2 separate regions of the Homo sapiens genome follow, and region 1 is linked to region 2. Evidence: read pairs that join two places in POLR2A ChIA-PET (ENCODE). Cell type or tissue: CD4-positive, alpha-beta T cell. All regions are shown on one strand. Links, peaks and the distances in the headings refer to the core of each region. The heading gives the core; the rest is flanking DNA.

The links. ChIA-PET counts read pairs that join two places held together with the same protein. Peaks named below come from ENCODE experiments on the same cell type or tissue, not always from the same donor. Only the 100,000 strongest peaks of a DNase experiment are listed, where the experiment ranks them.
Region 1: POLR2A ChIA-PET joins it to region 2 with 5 read pairs; 12 of 35 experiments call an interaction of 5 or more read pairs at or near these places.

What each region holds. Positions count from the first base shown.
Region 1 is chr12:8,950,768-8,967,263 of GRCh38, reverse strand. It overlaps a transcript of KLRG1 not described here. Among named protein-coding and RNA genes, the nearest start is that of M6PR, 9.4 kb to the right of the region's middle. RefSeq lists an enhancer at 10,236-11,435. In CD4-positive, alpha-beta T cell, for the core only: no CTCF peak of the experiment used is centred there; a DNase peak (open chromatin) is centred at 6,873; H3K27ac peaks cover 1,811 bases.
Region 2 is chr12:9,020,497-9,027,263 of GRCh38, reverse strand. It overlaps a transcript of KLRG1 not described here. Among named protein-coding and RNA genes, the nearest start is that of KLRG1, 34 kb to the right of the region's middle. In CD4-positive, alpha-beta T cell, for the core only: no CTCF peak of the experiment used is centred there; a DNase peak (open chromatin) is centred at 2,043; H3K27ac peaks cover 3,940 bases.

The DNA.
Region 1 (16,496 bases), core at 4,419-9,418, 64 kb after region 2:
GGTGTGCTGCACCCATTAAATCGTCATTTAGCATTAGGTATATCTCCTAATGCTATCCCTCCCCCCTCCCCCCACCCCACAACAGTCCCCGGTGTGTGATGTTCCCCTTCCTGTGTCCATGTGTTCTCATAGTTCAAGTCCCACCTATGAGTGAGAACATGCGGTGTTTGGTTTTTTGTCCTTGCAATAGTTTGCTGAGAATGATGGTTTCCAGCTTCATCCATGTCCCTACAAAGGACATGAACTCATCATTTTTTATGGCTGCATAGTATTCCATGGTGTATATGTGCCACATTTTCTTAATCCAGTCTATCATTGTTGGACATTTGGGTTGGTTCCAAGTCTTTGCTATTGTGAATAATGCCGCAATAAACATAAGTGTGCATGTGTCTTTATAGCAGCATGATTTATAGTCCTTTGGGTATATACCCAGTAATGGGATGGCTGGGTCAAATGGTATTTCTAGTTCTAGATCCCTGAGGAATGGCCACACTGACTTCCACAATGGTTGAACTAGTTTACAGTCCCACCAACAGTGTAAAAGTGTTCCTATTTCTCCACATCCTCTCCAGCACCTGTTGTTTCCTGACTTTTTAATGATTGCCATTCTAACTGGTGTGAGATGGTATCTCATTGTGGTTTTGATTTGCATTTCTCTGGTGGCCAGTGACGATGAGCATTTTTTCATGTGTTTTTTGGCTGCATAAATGCCTTCTTTTGAGAAGTGTCTGTTCATATCCTTTGCCCACTTTTTGATGGGGTTGTTTTTTTCTTGTAAATTTGTTTGAGTTCATTGTAGATTCTGGATATTAGCCCTTTGTCAGATGAGTAGGTTGTGAAAATTTTCTCCCATTCTGTAGGTTGCCTGTTCACTCTGATGATAGTTTCTTTTGCTGTGCAGAAGCTCTTTAGTTTAATTAGATCCCATTTGTCAATTTTGGCTTTTGTTGCCATTGCTTTTGGTGTTTTAGACATGAAGTCCTTGCCCATGCCTATGTCCTGAATGGTATTGCCTAGGTTGTCTCCTAGGGTTTTTATGGTTTTAGGTCTAACATTGAAGTCTTTAATCCATCTTGAATTAATTTTTGTATAAGGTGTAAGGAAGTGATCCAGTTTCAGCTTTCTATGTATGGCTAGCCAGTTTTCCCAGCACCATTTATTAAATAGGGAATCCTTTCCCCATTGCTTGTTTTTCTCAGGTTTGTCAAAGATCAGATAGTTGTAGATATGCGGCATTATCTCTGAGGGCTCTGTTCTGTTCCATTGGTCTATATCTCTGTTTTGGTACCAGTACCATGCTGTTTTGGTTACTGTAGCCTTGTAGTACAGTTTGAATTCAGGTAGCGTGATGCCTCCAGCTTTGTTCTTTTGGCTTAGGATTGACTTGGCAATGTGGACTCTTTTTTGGTTCCATATGAATTTCAAAGTAGTTTTTTCCAATTCTGTGAAGAAAGTCATTGCTAGCTTGATGGGGATGGCATTGAATCTATAAATTACCTTGGGCAGTATGGCCATTTTCACGATATTGATTCTTCCTACCCATGAGCATGGAATGTTCTTCCATTTCTTTGTGTCCTCTTTTATTTCATTGAGCAGTGGTTTGTAGTTCTCCTTGAAGAGGTCCTTCACATCCCTTGTAAGTTGGATTCCTAGGTATTTTATTCTCTTTGAAGCAATTGTGAATGGGAGTTCACTCATGATTTGGCTCTCTGTTTGTCTGTTATTGGTGTATAAGAATGCTTGTGATTTTTGTACATTGATTTTGTATCCTGAGACTTTGCTGAAGTTGCTTATCAGCTTGAGGAGATTTTGGGCAGAGACAATGGGGTTTTCTAGGTATACAATCATGTCATCTGCAAACAGGGACAATTTGACTTCCTCTTTTCCTAATTGAATACCCTTTATTTCCTTCTCTTGCCTGATTGCCCTGGCCAGAACTTCCAACACTATGTTGAATAGGAGTGGTGAGAGAGGGCATCCCTGTCTTGTGCCCATTTTCAAAGGGAATGCTTCCAGTTTTTGCCCATTCAGTATGATATCAGCTGTGGGTTTGTCATAGATAGCTCTTATTATTTTGAGATACATCCCATCAATACCTAATTTATTGAGAGTTTTTAGCATGAAGTGTTGTTGAATTTTGTCAAAGGCCTTTTCTGCATCTATTGAGATAATCATGTGGTTTTTGTCTTTGGTTCTGTTTATATATTGGATTACATTTATTGATTTGCGTATGTTGAACCAGCCTTGCATCCCAGGGACACAGACTGGCAAAGTGGATAAAGAGTCAAGACCCATCAGTGTGCTGTATTCCGGAAACCCATCTCATGTGCAGAGACACACATAGGCTCAAAATAAAGGGATGGAGGAAGATCTACCAAGCAAATGGAAAACAAAAAAAGGCAGGGGTTGCAATCCTAGTCTCTGATAAAACAGACTTTAAACCAACAAAGATCAAAAGAGACAAAGAAGGCCATTACATAATGGTAAAGGGATCAATTCAACAAGAAGAGCTAACTATCCTAAATATATATGCACCCAATACAGGAGCACCCAGATTCATAAAGCAAGTCCTTAGTGACCTACAAAGAGACTTAGACTCCCACACAATAATAATGGGAGACTTTAACACCCCACTGTCAACATTAGACAGATCAACGAGACAGAAAGTTAACAAGGATACCCAGGAATTGAACTCAGCTCTGCACCAAGCGGACCTAATAGACATCTACAGAACTCTCCACTCCAAATCAACAGAATAAACATTCTATTCAGCACCACACCACACCTACTCCAAAACTGACCACATAGTTGGAAGTAAAGCACTCCTCAGCAAATGTAAAAGAACAGAAATTATAACAAACTGTCTCTCAGACCACAGTGCAATCAAACTAGAACTCAGGATTAAGAAACTCACTCAAAACCACTCAACTACATAGAAGCTGAGCAATCTGCTCCTGAATGGCTACTGGGTAAATAATGAAATGAAGGCAGAAATAAAGATGTTCTTTGAAACCAACAGGAACAAAGACACGACATACCAGAATCTCTGGGACACATTCAAAGCAGTGTGTAGAGGGAAATTTATAGCACTAAATGCCCACAAGAGAAAGCAGGAAAGATCTAAAATTGACACCCTAACATCACAACTAAAAGAACTAGAAGAGCAAGAGCAAACACATTCAAAAGCTAGCAGAAGGCAAGAAATAACTAAGATCAGAGCAGAACTGAAGGAGATAGAGACACAAAAAACCCTTCAAAAAATTAATGAATCCAGGAGCTGGTTTTTTGAAGAGATAAACAAAATTGATAGACCACTAGCAAGACTAATAAAGAAGAAATGAGAGAAGAATCAAATAGACACAATAAAAAATGATAAAGGGGATATCACCACTGACCCCACAGAAATACAAACTACCATCAGAGAATACTATAAACACCTCTATGCAAATAAACTAGAAAATCTAGAAGAAATGGATAAATTCCTTAACACATACATCCTCCCAAGACTAAACCAGGAAGAAGTTGAATCTCTGAATAGACCAATAACAGGCTCTGAAATTGAGGCAATAATCAATAGCTTACCAACCAAAAAAAGTCCAGGACCAGATGGATTCACAGCCGAATTCTACCAGAGGTACAAAGAGGAGCTGGGTACCATTCCTTCTGAAACTATTCCAATCAACAGAAAAAGAGGGAATCCTCCCTAACTCATTTTATGAGGCCAGCATCATCCTGATACCAAAGCCTGGCAGAGACACAACCAAAAAAGAGAATCTTAGACCAATATCCTTGATGAACATTGATGCGAAAATCCTCAATAAAATGCTGGCAAACCGAATCCAGCAGCACATCAAAAAGCTTATCCACCATGATCAAGTGGGCTTCATCTCTGGGATGCAAGGCTGGTTCAACATTTCTAAATGTTCTACATTACCTTGTATAAAACTAACTTTTCCCTTGGTGTTATTTTCCTTCATGCAGAAAAAATTCCTTTAATATATCTTTTAGTGGCCTGTTTGCAATGAATTCTCTCAGCATGTGTTCATGTTAAAAAAATTGAGTTTGCCTTCATTTCTGAAAGGTATTTTTGAATGCATAGAACTCTAGGTTGACAGGGTTTTCCATACTCACCCCAGTGTTTTAAATATATTTAACTTTTTCCAGCTTGCATAGTTTCTGATGCAAAGAAACTATGCCATTATATATTTTTTCTCTGGCTGCTTTTAACATGTTCTCTTTATCATTGACTTTCAGCAGCTTAATAATGTAGCTCAGTATATATAATTTTTCATGTTTCTTCTGCCTAAAATCTACTGAGCATCTTTGATCTATGAGTTTTTAGTTTTTATCTCATTTGGAAAAATTTGGGCCAAATTTGTCCTCTTTCTGAAACCCTAATTATACATGTTAGATTGACTGACGTAGTACCACAGGTCACTGAAGCTCTGATCTTTTCAGGGTTGGGGGAGGTATCTTCTGTTTTCCCTTTGTGTTTATTTTGTTTGTTTCCTTTACTTTTTTTCTTTCTTTCTTTTTTTTTTTTTTTGGGAAACAGGGTCTGGCTCTGTCACCCAGGCTGGAGTGCAGTGGTGTGATCTCAGCTCACTGCAACCTCCACCTCCTGGGCTCAAGCTATCCTCCCACCTCAGCACCCTGAGTAGCTGGGACTATAGGTGTTCACCACCAAGCCCAGCTAATTTTTGTATTTTTTTGGTAGAGATGGGGTTTTGCCATGTTGCCCAGGCTGATCTTGAACTCCTGGGCTCAAATGATCCATTCACCTCAGCCTCCCAAAGTTCTGGGATTACAGGTGTGAGCCACCACTCCTAGCCTCCATGTATTTATTTTGGATATTTTCTGATAATACGTTTTCAAGTCAGCTAATCTTTCCTTCAGCAGTTTCTAATCATTGTTGATCCCATCCATCATATATTCATCTTATCATTTCAGATATTACACTTCTCATTTCTAGAAGATATTATTTGAATATCTTCCATTTTTCTCTTCACCATGTTCAATTTTCCTCTATTCTCTGAACATATGGAGTGTATTTATAAAACCTGATTTATCATCCTTGCTGATAATTCTATCAGCTTTGTGATTTCTGGGTCTCTTTCTATTAATTTTTTTTCTCCTTGTTATAGATCACATTTACCTCCTTCTTAGCAAGCCTGGCAAGAGACGGGGTCTCACTCTGTTGCATAGGCTGGAGTGCAGTGGCAGGATCACAGCTCACTATAACCTCCACCTCCTGGCCTTAAACAATTCTCCCACCTCAGCCTCCTGTGTAGCTGGGACTACAGGTGCGTACCACCATGCCTGGCTAATTTTTAAATTTTTTGTAGAGATGAGGTCTTCCTATGTTATCCAGGTTGGTCTCAAACTCTTGGCCTCATGTGATCCTCCCACTTTGGACACTCAATGCGCTGGGATTACAGACGACAGCCACCACACCTGGCTTGTGTGGCAATTTTTACCTGGATGCCAGACATTGTGAATTGTATGCTACAGAGTGCCAGATATTGTTGTGTTCTTTTAAAAATCGCTGCCATGGGCAGTAGCTCACACCTGTAATCCCAGTTTGGGAGGCCGAGGCAGACAGATCACCTGAGGTCAAGAGTTCAAGACCAGGCTGGCCAACATGGTGAAACTCTGTCTCTACTAAAAAAAAAAAAATACAAAAATTAGCTGAGCATGGTGGTGGGTGCCTGTAACCCCAGCTACTCAGGAGGCTGAGGCAGGAGAATCACTTGAACCTGGGAGATGGAGGTTGCAGTGAGCTGAGATCGCACCATTGCACTCCAGTCTGGGCAACAAGAGTAAAACTGTGTCTCTAAAAATAAATAAATAAATAAATAAAAATTGCCATCTCTTTTTATGGAACACAGTTACCTGTTATCAGTTTGATCCTTTTGAGGCCTGTTTTTTATCTAGAACTGTGAAGAATCAGAGATTTTATGCTACTTCTGAGCAAACACATTAACCTGCCAAGTTTCACAAATATTAGCTAAAGACACAAAACTCCTGGCTCAAAGGCAAAGGACATTACTATTTACAGTGTAGCAAGCAACATGAGATTCCTGTTTGCATTGGTTTTTCTTGCCTCCCAAGTCTCAAAGCAGCAATATGGAAAAGGCCAGATGGATGCTGTGCAACCAGTGGGTCTACATCACAGCTTGAGCAGTTTAATGTCTGTGAACCTCAGTTTCCTTATGTAAAATGGAAATAATAATGAAACCTAACTTGCTGAGTTGGTACAGGGATTAAAGGAGATGACATTCTTGGTATCTTTGATAATCAGGGTAGAAATTTTCTTTTTCTCCTCTTCTTTGCCATCTCCTACACCTCGTCCCCTCAAATAACCTAACTACCAGAAAACATTGAGTGGGTCAAATGAGAGGAGACCTTAGGGAATCTCCCTTGAGCTTAAGGAATCTGAATTTTTATAATGTGCTACAAGCAGTACTATATTTTGTCCCAAAAGGATACATGACCTTTATTATACTGGACAATAAACAAATCTGCCCTTGGCCCCAGAAGGAGACACTATTTCTGTATTCTAAGGCTGTTCACTATTCAGATATTCTTGAAAAGATAGTCTGGAACAAAAGGTCAGTTAGGGCCTCTGCTTGAAAGACATGCAAAAATGTGAACAATCCATGGATCCATGCTTCCCACCATATTAAAGCTTTATCAGGGCTTTATGTAAGTCTAGAACTAATTTGAATGCGCTAGTGAGTCAAAAGTCTTCTCAGAACTTTACTGAAAATCCCATATATTAAGAACATCTTTCCACTCTGGCAGGTGAAAACACTATTCCTAGCACTGTGTGAGATCTAAGAGTTGTTCTGCCTACTCCTTTGAAGTGGTTCAGCTCAGAACTCAACCAAAGGCTTGAGAGGATTCCTCTGTAGTTATCTAGAGCTCACTCTTTGCGCATCTCTCTTTTCTCTGGTACTCTGACCCACAAATCTTAGTCTTTGCCTTAGTCTTCTCAAACTCCACACTCTCTCCCTCTGAAGCTCAGTGAAACTGGCAGGCTCTGTCTGGGTTCCCCCTTCCTGCACTGCACCTTGGATAGTCTCTCCATGCATTAAGTAGGGGGAATTGTGGGGCTCGCCTAACTTATTCCCCTCCTCTCAGGAATCACTGTCTTGTGTTACCTGTTGTCCAATATCAGGAAGCCATTGTTCCATATATTTTCCCAGTTTGCCAGTTGTTTAAGATAGAAGAATAAATCCAGTCCCAGTTATACCATCATGAACAGAATCCAGAAGTCTGAAAATAGATATTAAACTAGCAGACAAATTCATTGTCTAAATATAAAATCCTAACAAATCTAAAAAGCAACTGCCAAAATAAGTGGCAAACTAACAGAATACAGTTACAAATACAAAAACCAATTGTGTTTCTACATACTACCAGTAAACATTCACAAAATAAATTTTTCACAATAACTTCAGTTATAAAAGCATCAAAAAATAAAGCACTTCAGGACAAATGTAACGAAAGACACGTAAGTCCTCTACACTGAAAACTGTAAAACATTGCTGAAAAAAATTAAGGCCTACATAAATAGAGTTGTACCCTATTTGTCATAGCCCGAGGGGTTCTTCTTGCCTGCTGCCCTGAAAAAAACAATGAGAACAGCAGGTGTTGCAGCAAAGAGTTTAATAATTGCAGGGCCAGCCAAGTGAGGAGAACGACAGACACTTTTCAAACTCATCCCCCCAAGAGTTCAGAGGCTAGAGTTTTTTAACTACTACTTTGGCAGGCAGGGGGCTGGAGAACTGAAACAACGGATTGGCTGGGGATGAAATTGCAGGGGTGTCTAAAACCATTTTCACACAGCCAGGTCATTTCCTGGGAAGCGGTCTCAGGACGAAGTGGCATCTCTTGGTCTCCTGAAATGCTAAATCTGAAAAATGTCTCAAAGACCAGTTCTTCAGGTTTTACAATAGTAATATTACCTACAGGAGAAGTTGGAGAAGCTCTAAATCTTGCGACCCCAGATACAAGACTCTGGGGCAGTAAGCAACTTATATAACAAAAACAAGCTAAGTAATGGCGGGTCATTGTTCAACTATGTCTATTCTTCAGCAAAGTTCAAGCCCCTACCATAATTTTAACTTTGTTTTATGAATGTGGTTTTAACTGTAAACTAAATTCCTCTTATAGTTATCTTGGCCCCCACATTAGAATGGACAAAAAAACAATTTAACTTGAGAGGTTGGAAGCAAGATGGAGTCAACCATATTAGACTTCTCTCATTACTTATAGTTCTGCAAAGGTGGTTTCATATTCATGAATTATAAGACTCAACATTAAGATGTCAATTTTCCCCAAATTTATCTACAGATTCATATCAACCCCAATTGTAACCCCAGCAGGATTTTTTTTTTTTTTTGATACAGGGTATCACTCTGTTGTCCAGGCTGGAGTGCAGTGGTGCAACCACGGCTCTCTGAAGCCTTGACCTCCTGGGCTCAAGCGATCCTCCCACTTTAGCCTCCCAAGTAGCTGGGACCATAGGCACAAGCCACCACGCTCAGCTAATTCTTAGGTTTTTTTGTAGAGACAGAGTCTCACCATGTTGCCCAAGCTGGTTTGAAATCCTGAGCCCAAGTGATCCTCCCATCTCAGCCTCCCAAAGTGCTGAGATTACACACGTGAGCCACTATGCCTTGCCCCAGCAGGATTTTTTAACAGAAATTGACAGGTTGCTTTTAAAGTGTATATGGAAATGCAAAGGACCTAGAATAGCCAAAACAATCTTGAAAAGAGAAGAAAGACTTATAATACCTTTCTTCAAGACTTAATATAAAACTAGAAGAATCAGGAGTGTGTTATTAGCTTAATAATAAAGATATCAACTAAACAGAATTAAGTCCAGAAACAGAACTACATTTATACAATCAACTGATTCTCAACAAAGCTCTGACGCAATTAAGAGAGGAAAAATAGTCAAACAATGTTATAGGAAGTCATTATATATCCATATGGGGAAAAAAAGGAACCTCAGTGCTACCTCAACTATACACAAAAATTAACTCAAAATAGATCACAGACCGGGCACACTGGTTCATGCTTGTAATCCCAACACTTTGGGAGGCCATGTTGGGAGAAGAGCTTGAGGCCAGGAGTTTGAGACCAGCCTGGGTACTATAGCAAGAGCCTGTCTCTAAAAAAATTTAAAAATAAATTACAGACATAAACATAAAACTATAAGGCTTCTTAGAAGAAAATACAGATAGAACCCAAACGCCCATCAAAAGGGAATGAATAAGATGAGAAATACGATAGTTCCCCACCCTTATCTGCAGGTGTGCTTTCTACAATTTCAGTTACCAGTAGTCAACCGAGGTCTGAAAATATCAGATGAAAAATTCCAGAAATAAACTACTCATAAGTTTTACATTGCATGCTGTTCTGAGTACTGTGATAAAATCTTGCACTGTCCTGCTCCATCCCACCTGGGACATAAATCACCCCTTCATCCAGTGGAAACACGCTGGGGACACTCCCTGCCCGTTAGTGTCCCTCTCAGTTATCAGATTGACTGCCACAGTACTGCAGTGCAAGTAACTCTTATTTTACTTAATAATGGCCACAAAGCGCAAGAGTAGTAATGCTGGCTATGCAGACATGCCAAAGAGAAGTGTAAAGTGCTTCCTTTAAATAAAAAGGTGAAGGTTCTTGACTTACTAAAAAAAAACAAAAAACAAAAAAACAAAACAAAACAAACAAACAAACAAAAAACAAAACAAGTATTCCGAGGTTGCTAACATCTATGGTAAGAATAAATCCTCTATCTGTTAAATTGTGAAGAAGGGAAAAGAATGTGTGCTAGTTTTGCTGTTGCAACTCAAACTGCAGAAGTTACTGCCATGGGCCACGGTAAGTGCTTCGTTAAGACAGAAAAGGCATTAAATTTGTGGGTGGAAGATATGAACAGAAACATATTCTCATTGAAGGCAACTGGGTTAGATGCTGTCTACAGCAGGGGCCTTGGAACATGTCCCCTGAGGAGAAGGGAGGGCTACTGTATTCATAAAATGTAATACTACCCCACCAAAACACAAAACAAAACCTACTACTGATACATACAAGTTCACAGATATTACAGTGAAAGAAATCAAACAAATGCAAAAGGAACATGCTATTGACACAGGATTTTTTGGTGGTGTTCCACAGCCAGAGACCTCCACGGCCGGGGGGGCCCTGCTCAAGATCAAGATTCACTCGTGACCACTGGGCTGGCTCCACCCACTGGGCTTGGCAGGCTGTGCTTGGCTCTTGGCTAGCGGTACTGGCCCAGATCTCACACCCACCAAGGGCAAGCCAGGTATGCTAGCTGCTACAGCAGGGCATCACCTCCAGGCACCAGCTTCATGTGAAGCTGTGGCTGGATCAGGTATACTGCAAGCAGCTTCTGCCTTGGGCACTGGCATATGAACGAAGGGAACGCAGTGGCGTCCAAAAAACTCAAAAGACACCAGCAACTGCGGAACTTCAAAGGTCAGGTGCAGTGGCTCATGCCGGTAATCCCCACACTTTGGGAGCCTGAGGTGGGAGAATTACGTGAGGTCAGGAGTTCGAGACCAGCCGGGCCAACGTGGCGAAACCCCATCTCTACTAAAAATACAACAAATTAGCCGGAAGTCGTGGCAGGCACCTGTAATCTCAGTTACTCAGGAGGCTGAGGCAGGAGAATCACTTGAACCTGGGAGGCAGTAAGTTGCAGTGAGCCAAGATCACACCACTGCACTCCAGTCTGGGTGATAGAGTGAGACTCTGTCTCAAAAGAAAAAGAAAAAAAAATGCGGTGGGGGGTGTTACAGCATGTTACAGCTCTGGCTTGGGGAATCCCGAGGTCTGCACCCCGAAGAGTCTCAGCTCGTTTGTGTTACAGTTCATTCATTCCTGCTGTCCACAAGCTTTGCCGAACGGGGGCATGTCCCAACTTGTTCAGTCCCACCAGCCCACGGCTCCTGGGCTGGCCTGGCGCCACCACCACTTCCCATAACGTGGGGTGGCCGCCTGGTGCCAGGAGAGGGCAGGAGGGCTACAGCCTTTCACCTGCTGTTCTTTTGCACCCGCTGTTCGGCAGGTCCCGAGTTCTTGTCCTGCGTCCAAGAAGAATGAGGTTACACTGACAATTGCAGAGTAACCAAGGCAGAGAGGACGTTTATTCAGCAACAGAACAGCTCCCAGCAGAGAGGGGACCCAAAGGTGGTAGTCCCACTGTGTAGCTGAGTCCGGGAGTTTTTATGGGCTCAGAATGGGGGAGTGTGTGCTGATTGGTCCATAGGCAGCCTGGAAAAAGCACCATTTGATTGGCTAAAAGGCATTGCGGGAGTTCTCACTTGGGTCTTAGATTCTACCCAGAACTGGCAGGTGAGTTTTCAGGCTTCCGGCGGTCTTTGACTCGAAGGTTGGTTTTCACCAGGGACCCGCCCGTATCTACCTAGGAATTTGTCTGCTTCCCACCACTATCAGTATCTGTCCATTTATACTAAGTTCTAAAATAGGCAAAATTAATCTATAATTTAAAAAAAAGAAAAATTCAAAAGACCAGGCTTGATGGCTCATGCCTGTAATCTCAGCACTTCGGGAGGCTGAGGTGGAAAGATTACTCAAACCCAGGAATTCAAGACCAGCTCGGGGAAAATAAGGAAACCTCATCTCTACAAAAAATAAAAAAAAATTATCCTAGCATGGTAGCACACTCCTGTGGTCCCACCTACTCCACAGGCTAGCTGGGAGGATCATTTGAGCCTGGGAGGTCGAAGCTGCAGTGAGCCATGTTTGCACCATCGCACTCCAGCCTGAGTGATAGAGACTCTATCTCAAAAAAAAAAAAAAAAAAAAAAAAAAAAAAAAAAAAATCAGAGCAATAGTTGCCTCTAGGACTAGGAGAAGATGACTGGATAGGAGCATGAGGAAATTTTCTTGGATGATGAAAATCTTCTAAATTTTTTGATTACAGATAACAGTTATGATGCATTTGTCAAAATAAATTGAATTGTATCCTTAAGAGTTGTATATTTCGGCCAGGTGCAGTGGCTCACGCCTGTAATCCCAGCACTTTGGGAGGCCGAGGTGGGCGGCACAAGGTCAGGAGTTCGAGACCAGCCTGGCCAACATGGTGAAACCCCATCTCTACTAAAAATATAAAAATTAGCCAGACATGATGGCAGGCGCCTGTAGTTCCAGCTACTCGGGAGGCTGAGGCAGAAGAATAGCTTGAACCCAGAAGGCAGAGGTTGCAGTGAGCCAAGATCGCACCATTGCACTCCAGCCTGGGCAAGAGATCGAGACTCCGCCTCAAAAAAAAAAGAAAAAAAAGAGTTGTACATTTCATGACTTATATATTTTGCCTTAACAAGAGAAACCAGAACTTTAAACAAATATGGAACTCTTACTAGTAGGCTTGCTTCACACATCGTATGGCTTATCAGTTAAAAAATCACTTCCTGTGTTTTCTTATATGTGAATAAATGTATACATACAATGAATATAATGGGAACTTGGTTCACTCTTGGAAATAAACAATTTCCTAGCTCTGTCTGCTGACACTGAAGCAGTGACACACAAGTAGCAACAAACACAACTCGTAATCACATCTTGGTTTTTCAATACCATTTTCCACTAAAAGAACCAAGACCCCTTGGTGAAATGACTGATTCTAGGATAAGGGTAAGAGAACCACAAAACTTTTTAAAAATATACATTTGAGGCATACAAGATATTTTGATTGATACACATATACATAGTGAAGTGATTACTTCAGTCAAGCAAATTAACATATTCATCATCTCATGTAGTTATTTTTTTTTTGGTGGTAAGAGTACCTAAAATCTACTCTCCTGGCAAAGTACCAGTATACAATACAATATTAACTATAGTCCTTATGTTACACACTAGAACATTAGAATCTAACCGCAACTTCGTACCTTTTGACCTACATCTTCCCATTTCCCCTACCCCGCCCCTGGTAACCATCTTCCTACACTGTTTCTATGGTGATTTTTTTCAAGACTCCACATACAACCGATATCATATCATATTTTTCTTTCTGTGTGTGTCTTATTTCACTCAGCATGATGTCCTCCAGGTCCATTCATGCTGAATGCTACAAGATAAAATCGGAACATCTTATGTGCCTGAAAGTAAAGAATTCCTCAAAAAATCATATGGACATGTCAAAAGGATAAAGGAGGCACCACTAAAAGGCTCCCACTGGCTGCTCAACAGAGGCCCACACCCTCCCGCAACTTCTCGGCCTCATCAGTGGGTGGACTGCATGTTCCTGTGGTAGGAAACACACCCTCCCCTCAGAGATCTGAATCTCTAATCTTGCAGGTGGGGAAGGGAGCATTTCCTTTAACTTAAGTAACTCCTTTATTAACTCTTCTTCAGCCCTAGAAGTAACAGCTCCTTTTCGTAGCTGCTTCTTCTGTATCATAGAGTCCTCTTTTAGTAACTGATCATCTTTTACTAGAAAATAATTCTTTAAATTTTTCCTGTTAAAATCGCCAATATGATATCTGTTTCTGAATGGACCCTGATTGATATAAAAACGTATCACTTCCCTTGCATTTCTATCCAAAAAAAATGCAAACTTAAATATAATCATGAGGAAATGATAGCCGCAGGAGGCAGACAAATGCCTAGGCAGATCCCCAGTGAAACCCCATCTCCAAGCTGAAGACAGTTTAAAGCCTGAAAGCCAAGCTACAAGTCAAATCCATGGACCGGATTAAAAACCTGTCTTCCCATTTGGCACATTTTTCTTTGATTGATCCCCACCTTTCACCCATTTTATATACACCTACCCTTTCCTAATTGGTTTTCTACACTGTCGTGCCCACCTTTGAGTGGTGTCTTCACTTTAACTGTTTTTGCATACTCACAAACCAATCAGCACACACTTTCCATTCTGAATCCATAAATGCCCAGACCTAGCCACATTGGGTGAGAAACCACCTGACTGCAGGGGTGGGGGACCACCTCCACCTACCACATCCCCTCTCCGCTGAGAGCTGTTCCATCGCTCAATAAAATTCTTCTCCATCCTTCTCATCCTTCAAATTGTCAGCATATCCTCATTCTTCTTGGATGTGGGACAAGAGTTCAGGAACCACCGAATGCAGATACAAACTATAACACAGGCAGCAGGTCAAGTGAGGCCTGGGGGTTTTGCGGGGGGGGGGTGTCACTAGCTATGGACGGGTCCCTGGTTGGCAAAGTGACCGAGAAAAATCCTACATCAGATATATCAAACAAAACCAAAATGAAAGACATTCTACAAAACAAGTGGCCAGTACCTATCAAAATTTCAAAGTCAAGTAAGATCAATGACAACTAATTACAATGTGTGACTCTGGCTTGGCTCCTGTGATTGTTGGGAAATCGGAAGTAACTATACATAGCATCTATTGAAACGTGATAAAATTTTGAATACAGACTATGGATTTGGTAATATTGTATTAATACTGTAGTTCCTGATTTTGATGAGAGGATGTCCTTGTTTCTAGGAAATACACACTGATATATTTAATGGTAATGGAAGTTTACTCTCAACCTGTTCAAAATAAACTAATGTATATGGAGGGGAAAAAGATGAATTTAGGTAAAATGTGTACCAGAGTTCTTTGTATTATCCTTGCATCTTCTCTATAAATGATAAATATATTAAAATTGAAAGTTACCAAAAACTATATTTAGTCCTTGAAATATGGAAAACATGATCATTTTGAAAAGCATCTGAGCCGGGCTCAGTGGCTCACACCTGTAATCCCAGCATTTTGGGAGGCTGAGGCAGGCAGATTATTTGAGTTTAGGAGTTCAAGACAAGCCTGGGCAAAAATGTGAGACCCTGTCTCTACAAAAAATACAAAGATTAGCTGGGCATGGTGGCTTGCGCCTGTGGTCCCAGCTACTTGGGAAGCTGAGGTTCTAGGACTGTTAATTACCTTCCTCTCTTATGATTATACAGAACAGGAGGCATCCTTCCCATTTGATTTCAGACCAACAATCCTAGAACTGCTTTCTAAACAAGGTGAACAATTTACCTTGTGTGAGAGAAGGCAGTGTGGGTGTAGGTTTATTGTGGGGAGTGTGCTTGTTAATAATGAGGCTAAGAAAGGAGGCAGGCCAGAAATGCAAACAAACAAACAAAAAAAAATTCTGCTCATTTCAATTTTTGCCCCAGCAAGAACCTTGAGCTCAGTTCTCAGAGGTGAGAATTCTAACACAGAAAGCACCCAGAAAGGGCACTGAGGTCTGAGAAGCAAGGAAGTGACCCAGGTTGTTTGCCTCTGGTCGGAAAGGGAAACTACCCCTGCTTCCACTCTGACAGCAGACAAGTTAATCAACCTACTCAATTGCATTTTTGGCCCATTCCCCATTTCCAACATGAACAGTTCCTCCCCTCCAGCCCAATGCCACTCTAGGCAGTCACCAAGAGGTAAGATTTCTGAAATCAAAACTTGAATTAACCAACAAAGGAACATCAATTCTAGAACGGATTGTAACAGGGATTTTTGTCTTTTTTCTCTGCTGTATCCCCAAGATCTATATTATATATTCTGTGGTTTTGGCACATAGTAATTGCTCAGTAAAGCTGTGTTGAGTTACTTGATAAAAAATAAGTCAGTAGAAATAACTTAAATGCTCAACATTAATGTCATTGGTTAAGTAGCAATGCATAGAACTAAATATTATGCTATTAAAAAGTTTATTTGTAAAGTCAAGGATATGGAAAAATATTTGATACATACATATCTTTTTGAGATAGGTTCTCACTCTATCACCAAGGCTGGAGGGTAGTGGCAAGACCATAGCTCACTGCAGCCTCCAACTCCCAGGCTCAAGCAATCTTCCAGCCTCAGGCTCCCAAGCAGCTGGGACTACAGGTGTGCACCACCAAGCCCAGCTGATTTTTTTTTTTGAAAGAAGGGGTCTCACTATGTTGCCCAGGCTAGTCTTGAATTCCTGACCTCAAGTGATCCTTCTGCCCCGGAATCCCAAAGTGCTGGGATTACGGGCATGAGCCACAGTGTGGGACTGATACATTTTTGAAAAAAGGAAACAACATATATTCATGAAGGAAATACACACCCTCCTGGTGAGTTTATGTATGATTTTTGTTTTGTTGTTTTCTGTGTTATCTGATCACAAATTACTTTCATTTTCAGGAAGAAAAAAATTTAATTTTTTTTTTTATTGGGGCAACATCCAACCCAGATATGATTACTACCTAGCCTGAACTGAATGTATTACTAATAAACAAAGAAATGCAGAATGGCATACAGTCGGTAAAGCGTAGTGCTTGAGAGCATGGATTATGGAGACTATTTAAATACTGGCTCCATAACTTAATAGCTTGGGACCCACGGTGTTACTTAGCTTCTATCTGCTTTAATTTACTCATCTGTAAACTTGGGATAAGATACTTCCTCATAAGGTTGGTGTGAAGACCAAGTGAATTA
Region 2 (6,767 bases), core at 41-5,040:
TTTTTGCACCCATGCTGTTGATTGCTAAATGGAATAGTCTGATCGTGAGGCTGAATAAACGTCTCTTTTAAAAAAGAAAAAGAAAATAGATTTTAAGTGTTCTCACCTCACACACACAAATATGTGAAGTAATGCATATGTTAATTAGCTTATTTACCCATTCCACAATGTATATATATATTTCAAAACAACATGTTGTACATTGTAATATATACAATTTTTATTTGTCAATTAAAAAAAAAAAGCCAGCCACAGTGATGCACACCTGTGGTCCCAGCTACTCAGGAGGTTGAGGCAGGAGCATCACTTGAGCACAAGAGGTCGAGGCTACAGTGAGCCATGATTACACCACGGTACTCCAGCCTGGGCAAAAAAGTGAGCACCTGTCTCTAAAATACACAGACACACACACGATTTTTTTAAAACTTAAAATGTATGAATAGAAGGAAAAAAACACTCCATAATGTTTTAAGAAAACAAATAATATAAAATATTTGCAACACATATGACTGACAAATAAGCAGGTGGCATGTGCCTCAAAGAGTGCCTACATATTGATAAGAAAAAAGACAAAAAAAGAAAAAAAGAAAAAAACCCTGATAGAGTGAATAGCCAAAGGATATAAACATGTAACTCAGAGGAAATACAAATAACTAACTTACTTGAGAAGATGCTCAAAGCCACTAATAGTGTGGAAAGCACAAATGATGACAAAGCTATAACATCCTTCTTCCCCCACAAAAATAGTAATAATAATAATTAGCCAGAATTTAAAACATTGAGAACACATGGAGCTGAGAAGGACCTAGGACTAGTACCCTCATCTGTTGCCAGTGGCAGTAAAACTGCTTCAGTCTTTTTGGAAAGTAATCCAGTGGTATCTATTAACATTTTTGTTTTGGCATACGTTTTTGGCTCATGCTTTCAAAACATGAGAAAACAGAATACATGTACAAAAATGTTCACTGTGGTGTTTTATTTCATCTCCTACACTATTATTCCCAAATCTTTTCCTATACATGTCCCTCACTTCAGGGACCCTATTATTTGGGTTTCTTGCCTACTTCTGGCTACTTCTCTTTTCTGACACCTTTTCTCTTCCCCTGAAACCATTCTGTAACATCCTCTCCCTCCATCCTTCTTGCTATTTGATTTCTCTGTTATTATGACAAATCCCATGTAGGCTGCTGCCAAAAACCGTGCAATAGTACAGATTGAAATCACTGAAAATGTTCGGCCCCCTGCCTCACCCAAGCTCGCAGGGCTGCCCAGCAATGTCGTGTCTCTAGGCAGATGCCTCTCTTTCCCCTTTGTGATTATTCAAAAATTCTGCTGTCCATAGACCCCCAAACCTATTATTTCCTCTCTCCTTCTTAGTATATGACCTTGTCTTTGATTTCACTGAGAAAATGAAGTTCACCAGGTAATAACAGTTTACTTCCCTATCACTTGTAATAAACCCATCAGAATCCTCACCCATCTTTCCTTCTTCCATGGGGAAGGGGCACTCTTTCTACCCAAGGTTACTTCTTCCAGTTGTCCAGTCAGCTTCATATTCATCCACTGACTCAAGAATCTTGGTCTATAAAGCATCCTCTCTCACATGCATATTTTTTGGGTTTTTTTTGAGATGAAGTCTCACTCTGTCATCCAGGCTGGAGTGCAGTCGCACGATCTCGGCTCACTGCAAACTCCACCTCCTGGGTTCAAGTGATTCTCGTGCCTCACTCTCCTGAGTAGCTGGGACTACAGGCATGTGCTAACGTGCTCAGCTAATTTTTGTATTTTTAGTAGAGACGGGGTTTCACCATGTTGGCCAGACTGATCTCAAACTCCTGGCCTCAAGTGATCTGCCTGCCTCGGCCTCCCAAAGTGCTGAGATTACAGGCATGAACCACTGTACCCAGCCACACCCACATGCATTTTTAATCTCTCCCTTTCAACATAATTTTGTTACCTCAAGTTACAAAATGTGTTACTGTCTTCTATCTGTATTTTAAGATCTATTGACCCGACATATGACTCTACTTAGATATTATCTCTTTCCTTCCTGTCTTAACCAGACTTCAAACCATCTAAACTCATTGTTTCCATTTCCTTACCTTGTATGATCAGCCTGCTGAAATTTCACCTGTCACCACCACACCAGTGAAGAATGATAAACATGACCTTCATATTGCCATTTCCATTGAATACTCTCCTCTCATTATGTTACTTTACAACTCTTTGGCATTTTGTTCTAGTAAGTGCTCCCTCCCCCTTGAAAACCACTTCTTCTTTAGCTTTTACCACATCATTTTTATGCTCTTTCCTCTGTGCCACCAGTTTTCTTCCCTCTTCTTTACTTCCTTTCCCTTCTCAGTGCTAATATAGAAATAAAGACTTTACTATCACCAAAACTTTGCCCTGTGAGAGCATTACTAGCAAGGGAAAGATGTGTATTGTAGATGTTCCAGTGTGAAGAATATGAAAGACCTCCTTCTAGGTAAAAACCCCTCATTATCCTTCAAAAATGGAACCAGGGGTGAAGTCATCATAATCATGAAGAGCCTGGGGTTCACCTTATCTCTGCCTTGTGAGGGTATAAAGAAATAGGCACCCAAATTTATACATCGCTGGAGAGTTTACATTGGTGGGGCCATTTAAAGCTATCTTATAAAATTTAAAATGCATATTGCCATTAACTCAGTGATTTCCCCCATTATATTCACACATACGCAAAATGTATGAAAAGAACATTTATCTAAAATCTGTAGTAAAACCCTCAGGACCAAGAACAGATAAAACAATTTTTAAAAAGAAAAACAAAGTTGGAGAACTATACTACGCTATATTCTTACTTATAGACTTACTATAAAATTACAGTGGGGTAGAAGTGACAGGATAGATATATTTTAAAAAGGAACAGAAGAGAATGCAGAAATAAACCCATGTGTTGGCCAGGCACGGTGGCTCACACCTGTAATCCCAGCACCTTGGAAGGCTGAGGTGGGCGGATCACCTGAGGTCAGGAGTTTGAGACTAGCCCGGCCAACATAGTGACCCCTGTCTCTATTAAAAATACAAAAATTAGCCAGGCATGGTGGTGCACACCTGTGATCCCAGCTACTCAGGAGGATAAGGCAGGAGAATCACTTGAACCTGGGAGGAGGAGGTTGCAGTAAGCTGAGATCACCCACTGCACTCCAGCCTGGGCAATAGAGAGAGACTCTGGCTCAAAAAAAAAAAAAAAAAAAAAAAAAAAATCCATGTGTTCACGATCAATTGATTTTCAACATAGGTGCCAAAAGAATTCAATGGAAAAAGGATACTTATTTAAATAAATGGTTCTAAAATAATTGGGCATTTATAAGAAAAAAAAAACCTCAACCTATATCTCACACCATGTATAAAAGTTATATAAAAACAGGCTGGATACTGTGGCTCATGCCTGTAATCCCAGCAGCCCAGGAGGCCAAGACTAGAGGATCACTTAAGGCCAGGAGATCAAGACAAGTCTGAGCAACAGGGTGAAACCCCATCTCTACAAAATTTTTTTTAATTGGCCAGGCATGGTGGCATTCACCTGTGGTTCCAGCTAGCTGTGAGGCTGAGGCAAGAGGATTTTGAGCCCAGGAGTTTAAGACTACAGTGAACTATGATGGTGCCACTGCACTCCAGCCTGGGTGATAGAGCAAGACCATCTCTTAAAAAAAAAAAGGAAAAAAAAGTTAAATAGAAATACATTACCGACCTAAATGTAAAACCTAAAATTATAAAATTTCTAGAAGAATTCATTAAGGCAACCTTTGTGGCCTTGGACTAGGCAAAGATTTCCTTAACAACATACAAAAAGAATAAGCTATAATGCAAAAGATTGAATAGGAAAAAAAACACCAAAATCTGTTTCTCCCATACTATACTCTCACAACAAAATGCTTTTGTGACCAAATGTGTAGGGATTTTTCCCCACATGCCAAGCAAGCAATCGATTCTGCAGTGAATTCTCCAGAGGTCAGCAGCTAAGTGTCCTCTAACTCAATTCAATTCCGATACTATCTACCTGGAGATACCATCAGATCCCAAAAGGTCAGGGCTCAGCCTGACAAGACTGTCTCCCACTTCCAATGCCAGTCACAAGCACAGGATGTGGCCTGAGTTTCTGACTGACTGGCTCTAAATCTAGGTATCCTTGACACCCTCCTCAGGTCCAATTTGCTGGATGGCTCACAGAACTCAGGAAAACACTTAACATTTACTCATTTGTTTTAAAGAATATTACAAAAGATACAGATGAACGGCCAAATGGAAGAGATGCATGGGGTAAGGCATGTGAGAAGGGGCACAGATTTTCCAGGCCCCACACAGGTGCACCACCTGCAAGAAACCACCACCTGTTCAGCTGTCCAGAAGCTCTTGGAACAAGTTCTTTTGGGTTTTTATGGAAGCTTCATTACATAGGCATAATTGATTACATCATTGGCCATCATTGATGGCCATTGATCAACTCAACCTTCAACATCCCTGGAGTTGAGGAGTGGCACACGTAGGCATATATTACAGAGGCATAATTGATTACATCATTGGCCATCATTAATGGCCATTGATCAACTCAACCTTCAACATCCCTGGAGTTGAGGGGTGGGGCTAAAAATCCCAGCCCTCTGATCATGCCTTGGTCTTATTGGTGACCACCCCCGATCCTAAAACTATCTAGGAGCCTCCAGCCACCAGTCATTCATGAGCATACATAAGACACTCTTACCACTCCGGAGATCCCAAGGATTTTAGAAGCTATATGTCAGGAAATGGGAGGAAGACCAAATATATACAGTCATGCACACATAACAATGAACCATATATACATAACAATGTTTCTGTCAACAAAGAACCATGTATACACTGTGTTCCCATAAGACTGTAATGGAGTTGAAAAATTTCTATTGCCTCGTGATTCCATGAAGTCGTAGCTCAAGACACTGCACAAACACTCAGGTATTTGTGGTGAGGCAGGTGCAAACAAACTCACTGTGCTGCCAGTCACGTAAAAGTATAGCACATACAATTATGTACAGTACATGATACTTCATAATGATAATAAACAACTGTTATTGTTTATGTATTTAGTATACTTTTGGTTTTTTAGAGATGGGGTCTGGCTATGTTGCCCAGACTGGAATGTGGTGGCTATTCACAGGCACAATCATATCACTCAACAGCCAGCCTCAACCTCCTGGGCCCAAGGGATCCTTCCATCTCAGCCTCCCAAGTAGCCAGGATTACAGGCACATGCCATGGCACCCAGCTATTTCTTATATTTTTAATCATTATCTTAGAGTCTATTCCTTCTACTTATTAAGAAAAAAAAATAGTTATCTGTAAAACAGCCTCAGGCAGGTCCTTTAGGAGGTGTTGCAGAAGAAGGCATTGTTATAATAGCAGGTGTCAGCTCCATGCCTTACTTCCGAAGAAGGCCTTCCAGTGGGACAAGATGTGGAGGTGGAAGACAGTGATACTGATGATCCTGACCCTGTGTAGCCCGAGGCTAATGTGCATGCTTATGTCTTGTTTTTTAAAAAAAAGTTTAAAAATTAAAAATAGTTTTAAAATAGAAAAAAGCTTATAGAATAAGGATATAAAGAAAAATATTTTGTACAACTGCACAATGTGTTTGTATTTTAAGCTAAGTGTATCACAAAAAGAGTAAAAAAAAAAAATTAGCTGGGTATGGTGGCGTGCGCCTGTAGGCCCAGCTACTCGGGAGGCTGAGGCGTGAGAATCGCTTGAACCCAGGAGGCGGAGGTCACAGTGAGCTGAGATCATGCCACTGCACTCCAGTCTAGGTGACAAAGCAAAACTGTGTCTCAAAAAAAAAAAAAAAGAGTAAAAAAGTTTTTAAAAATGTAAATGTAAAAGTTTATAAAGTAAACAAGTTACAGTAAGCTAAGGTTATTTCATTATTTCATTTACTGTAGCTTAAACGTACAATATTTATAAAGTCTATAGTAATGTGGAGTAATGCCCTAGGCCTTTACATTAACTTACCGATTGGTCATTCAGGGCAACTTCCAGTCTGCAAGTTCCATTCATGGTAAGTGTCATATACCGGTGTACCGTTTTTTATCTTTTATACTGTAATCTGCAAGCTCCATTCATGGTAAGTGTCATATGCAGGTGTACCATTTTTTATCTTTTATACTGTATTTTACTGTATTTTTTCTATGCTTGGATGTGTTTAAATACATAAATACTTGCCATTGTGTTACAATTGTCCACAGTATTTAGTACAGTAACTTGCTGTGCAGGTTTGCAGCCTAAGAGCAATAGGCTGTCCCATATAGCCCAGGTATGTAGTAGGCTCTTCCATCTAGGTTTGTGTAAGTACATTCTATGATGTTGCCACGATGATGAATTTGCCTAACGATGCATTTCTCAGAAGGCATCCTTGTTTTCAACTAATACATAACTATACATCTACCATATGATCCAGCCATGCCACTTCCTAGGCATTTAGCCAAGAAAAAAGAAAGACTATGTCCATTCAAAGATTCGTATCCAAATGTTCATAACAGCTTTATTTTTAATAGCCAAAAGCTGGAAACAACTTAAACGTCCATCAAAGAGTAAATGGATAAATTAATTGCGGTAAATCCACACAGTAGAATATTAGCAATAAAAAAGAGTAAAATATTGATGCAAACAACAACATGGATGAATCTCAGAATAATTATGCTGAGTGAAAGAAGCCAGAAAAAAAAGTACATACTATATGATTCTATAAAACTCTA